Linked DNA regions of Homo sapiens: region 2 is linked to region 1. A link is a contact called in ENCODE Hi-C data. All regions are on one chromosome and are shown on one strand. Each heading gives the region's core, a stretch centred on a gene start or an enhancer-like site at or near the end of the contact. The rest is flanking DNA. Distances are from core to core; before and after follow the strand shown. Region 1 overlaps C1orf21 (chromosome 1 open reading frame 21). Region 2 has its middle 110 kb from the start of EDEM3.

Region 1 (2,538 bases), core at 17-2,516:
CCTATTATAGTCTGGCTGGACCAACAGAGTACAGCTATATAAGTTAATAAACAAAACCACACTCTCAGAGTGATCAGATCATAGTACAGTAGCTCTTGAGAAAATCAGCAACCTGGGAAATTAAATGTTCTCCTTTTGGCCTAGATTTTGTTTATAACTGTCTTCTATTAGATATTTCATTATCCTTTTCAAACAACAGGACCAATCTACCCTACCCTGACTTCTACCACAAACCTTTAAACAGAAAGCCAACAAATGGAATCCTTCACTGACTAGCAGCAGCTGCACAGCACCAATTTAAGCATCAGTGGATGAAAGATAAATTTACAAACCAGCCAGCCAAGGTGGAAGCAGAGATACAACTCCACACACTTCAAGCTTTCTCACCTTCAGGCTCATGGTAATGTTCTGAAGCTACAGAAGATATTGGTGATACTTCTTTCTAATTTTTCATTGAAAAAGTAAATATCACAATGCAATTAACAATTTGGTCAACTCTGGACCATAAAGCTTTTAATAGCTGAACACTACCACCACCACCATTTTTTTCTGAGAGCAATCAACAAAGCAATAATCATATATAATCTTGCCAATGGCTCCACTGCAGGAAAGAAACTGACACCACACAGTTGAGTGAATTGTCCATAGTGTGGGGAGCAGGTAAATAGAACCTTTGAACATTAGCACTCAACACTCCCATAGCAATCACACAGTTCCACCCACTCACTCCCAAGACGCAGAAACCAGAGCCCACAGAGGTCACCCTGTAGCATGGTTACTCTGTGGCAGAATCCAAATGTAACCAGGTTCTGCAGGCAAGTCAATGGCTTCTCTATAAACTGGGCTCACTGGGCTTTACAGCCACTTGTTTTTGTTTATGTGCTTGTTCTAATAAAACCTTACACAGCACATAGCTCACTGTGATCTCTAAGAGGAGTTATTTCTGTGAAGGTTTGCTTACAGTAGAAAATTTGAGAAAAACTGAGAAATTGAGATTAAAGTTACAAAGAATGAAGATGGCTCCGTTTCAAATTAGTCATTGTCAAACTCTGCATCATGCTTCTGATTCCTTCTCTTCCTAAGAGACTTTACGCCTCAGAATGAAGAGCAAGACAAGGCCCGTTAGCTAAAAATAAACTTGAGATATGGAATTATATCATAGTTATTTCCTATCTTTACTTTTGTTCTCATAGCTTAAGCAACCTCTTGGGTGCAGGGCTGAAAACAGGCAAAATGAAACCAAACCACTTAACCAGTGTCATGTGAGCTAGCAAAGCCCCGAAGGTCACTGTCATTGATGATTCATAGCCTGTGGCCCAGAACTTTGCTATAAGTAACCATAACGGTTACTGCTAAAAACAAAGGAAAAGGGCCGGGCACAGTGGCTCATGCCTGTAATCCCAGCACTTTGGGAGGCCAAGGTGGGCAGATTGCTTGAGCTCAGGAGTTCGAGAACAGCCTGGGCAATATGGTGAAAATCTGTTTCTACTAAAAATACAAAAAATTAGCTGGGCATGGGGGGCTTGCACCTGTAGTCCCAGCTATTTAGGAGGCTAAGGTGGGAGAATCACCTGAGCTTGGGAGGTTGAGGCTGCAATGAGCTGGGATCGTGCCATTGCACTCCAGCCTGGGCAACCAGAGTGAGACAGAACCTGTTTCAAAAAAAAAAAAAAGAAAGAAGGAAAGTACTACACACACTAATGATATCTGCAGGTAAATGAACTTTAAGGAAAAAGTTTTGCTTTTTCTGAATGAAGTTTTTATTCTTCTTATTAAAAAAAGCACTATGCTAAACTTTACTGTCATAAAGATGAAAATGTGCTGTTTATGAGAGAATAATCCAGAGAACTTTCTAAATAAAGTTCACTGATTATTTATACAGCACTTTTTGTGTGCCAGGCATTATTTTAAGTGTTTTATTACTTATTAATTCATTTAATCCTCATAGCATCTTATGAGGTAGGTTCCAATTTTACAAATGAGGAACCTATCAGTTTGGTTCCCAAATTAATATGATTAGCCACTATACCTTGCTCCACAAGTTCTTTCTCAATGTCACCACCTACATAGTTATAAAATGCTTTTTTTTTTTCACAAAACTTCTTTAGAAAAAGGGATGTAGAATATTTGGAAAATATAAAAGAAGTACAAAAACTAACTAGTAATCAGCACCACCCAGAGATAATCATTACTAACCCTTCCTGGTAAACGGTCTCATCTACATAAGGCCATGTTCTGGCATTATTACTCAGGGTTCATAATCATCTAACCTGAGGTGAGGCTGAACACTTAGACAGCTTAAGGAATTAGCATCAAATTTTCTGTTTTCTAAATCTTCACCTAACTGCCAATCCCTAACATGATTCTTACATTGTCTATGTGAGCTTTTAAGTGTCTTGAAAAAAAATCCAGAGTAAAATTTTCAAATATTTAAGACTCCTGCCGTTAATGTGAGATTCTCTAAAGTTATGTCTCCACCAGTTGGTTAAAGTTTCCCAGTCTCCCCTGCTATATTGTATGTGTGGTGTACCTCTAAGC
Region 2 (2,538 bases), core at 23-2,522, 160 kb before region 1:
TGATCTTTTGGCTGAGTAAATGAAAACCATGTTGCCTACAATGTCTTCCTTTTGGCCTGGGCTTCCAGGAAGCTCAGAGCCAAAATCTGTGCCTGCTGATGGTGGGTAATCAATTTATCTCGGGGTCTGGGAGCAGCTGCCCACTCTGCTTCTTTTACAGAAAGAGATGATGGAATAAATGTTTATTTATAAACATTATACTTTCTCCATGTAAACTGTTTTCACCCACATGCTACCTTGAGTTGACTTGGAAGGGGCAGAAGGATTGTCATTAAACAGGTTTGCCATTTCAAATAAGGAAGTTGTAACAAGTGGCAGATGTCATTGTCTTGCTGTTGGTTCATTGCACAAACATTTATTAAGTGCCCAGCACATTCCAGCTGGGCGGGGACCTGTATGGAAAGATGGAGAGGATGGTTCCTGCCCTCTAGAATGTGTTCCCTCACATTCTAGAATACAGTGCAATAAAAAATCAAATAATTACAAACGTGATGTAAACTGGCACAGGAGGGGAGCCCAAAGAGAGTGACAGCTAGTCCTGGGAGGTTTTGATGGAGGAGGAGGGGACTGGTGCATGGAACCCCCTTCTTTCTGCGTGGTAGGAGAAAGGCCACATCAGCCCCTACACACAGCACCCATCTGAGGACGGTGGTGACCAGCTTCCCAGCCTGCCCTCCCCACCTTCCAGAATCCATCCCAGCCCCAAGGCACCCGGGTCTGAGCTATGCAGCAAGAGTTTTCCAGACAGAAAGAAAAAATAGGTTAAAAATATCTGAGCCCCACATGTCCTATTTTTAATTGATTTACACACAGACTCTTCAATCACAGTATTAATATTTAATTGTCCTGTCAGGTCAGATCCTTCCCAGTCAGACAGTTAAAAATGGCTTGGGACAGAGGAGGAAATGAGGGGCTGGGGTGGCATGAAATGAGGAAAGTGAGGCACCTGCCCTGAGGGGATTAGGCTCTGAGGGACAAGGAGGAGCAGACCCTGGCTCTAGGGTCCTGGGAGAAATAACATCTCACTTGTTTTCTCTCTGTCCCTGTCCCCTCAGTACACACATGTGGAAGCACAACAGCATTCCCCCAAAAAGCCATTAAAGAAACCATGTAAGAGTTGAGACAACACCAAGGTCTGTGGAGACAATGAGGTGCTTCTTCAAGGAGACGCCAGGAGGCTGGTCTCTGGGGGAGAGTCCGGAGGATGAAGCATTCATGCCCTCAGTATTTTAAGTTTGTGAGGGGCCGATTGGTATTTTGACTCTGGGCCCCGGCCCAGCCCGCCCAGGTGAAACCTGATTTACATGCATGTTTCTTCTTTGAGAAACGGCGCCTGTGTTGGCTGTCCCAGCATCACAGCAGCATAGAAACATGGCTTGGGAACTATTTTGGGTAAAAGCACTCTCAGAGACAGCCAATAAATGTCTCAATGTGACTCATTCAAAGAGGCTATTAATAGACAGGAGATGTGAGGGACAGGAGAACTGAATTTCATTCAGTTTCAGCCTCTTGCTTTATTTGTTCTTCCTTTTTAAAAACAGAAATCAAGAAGTGAAGTTTGTCTTGTTGGGTTTGAGTGGGGTGGGGAGGAAGAGCTTGTCTGCCGAGCAGTCATCTACCTCCTCCTCTTCTCCCAGGGTCCAGAGAGGGAAAAGCCAACGGGACACTCACCTTGGAGTCTACTAGAGTCTTTTCTGTTCATTCCTGACTCCTTTGCTGAAGAAAAAGCCTAACAAGTCTGGATAGTCACAGGAAATCATGTTGAGGTGATGTCTCATTATCTTTGAGGTCTGAGGAAAATCTTGGAGTCCTACCCAATATCCCCATTCACCTCTCTGTGTGTCTTCTTGGTTTGGTGCAGTGATTCTCATTGGGAAAGCATCTGTGGGGGTGAATTTTGTTGTCTTAATGGTTGAGTTGGGATGGTCTCGCCATTTAACGGGAAAAGGCAGAAATGCTAGACAGCCTGCAATGCTCTGGGTGACGCTCCCAATGAAGAACTGCTCCTGTCCTGCATAATGGCTGGGTGCCAACTGTGCATTCTTTTTTTTTTTAGACAGAGTCTTGCTCTGTCGCCCAGGCTGGAGTGTGGAGGCATGATCTCGGCTCACTGCAACCTCCACCTCCCTGGTTCAAGCAATTCCCCCGCCTCAGCCTCCCAAGTAGCTGTAGCTGGGATTATAGCTGCACACCATGTCTGGCTAATTTTTTTTTTGTACTTTTAGTAGAGATGGGGTTTCACCATGTTGGCCAGATGGGTCTCTAACTCCGAACTCTTGACCTCAGGCAATCTGCCCACCTCAGCCTCCCAAAGTGCTGAGATTACAGGCATGAGCCACCGCACCCAGCCCACTGTGCATTCTTGAGTGGAGAACATGTTCAGAATAATCTGAGCCTAAAATCAAACTCCATTTGACTCATGACCATGGAGTATTAGTTGCATATTTTTAAATGCGTGAAGTTTTTCCAGGAATGCAACTGTTGTGAGAATCAGGGATAAACTAGATTTTGTGTTGTTCACCTTTTGAAAAAATCACA

The links. A loop is a pair of places that touch in the nucleus more often than their neighbours do. Pooled maps may share reads with other maps.
Region 2: a map with no recorded cell type shows a loop between it and region 1 (5-fold over the local background). The contact joins two enhancer-like sites. A Hi-C loop is called at or near these places in 7 of 37 single-sample maps with no recorded cell type and 3 of 50 pooled maps.

Annotation. Positions count from the first base shown.
Region 1 is chr1:184,490,484-184,493,021 of GRCh38, reverse strand. All of the region lies in intron 2 of C1orf21 (chromosome 1 open reading frame 21), which reads right to left. Among named protein-coding and RNA genes, the nearest start is that of C1orf21, 100 kb to the right of the region's middle. Within about 2 kb of position 1,266, at least 22 of the 41 ENCODE cell types and tissues checked have a DNase peak (open chromatin) inside an H3K27ac peak, as active enhancers do.
Region 2 is chr1:184,648,482-184,651,019 of GRCh38, reverse strand. No RefSeq gene overlaps it. Among named protein-coding and RNA genes, the nearest start is that of EDEM3, 110 kb to the left of the region's middle. RefSeq lists an enhancer at 1,244-1,573. Within about 2 kb of position 1,272, at least 3 of the 41 ENCODE cell types and tissues checked have a DNase peak (open chromatin) inside an H3K27ac peak, as active enhancers do.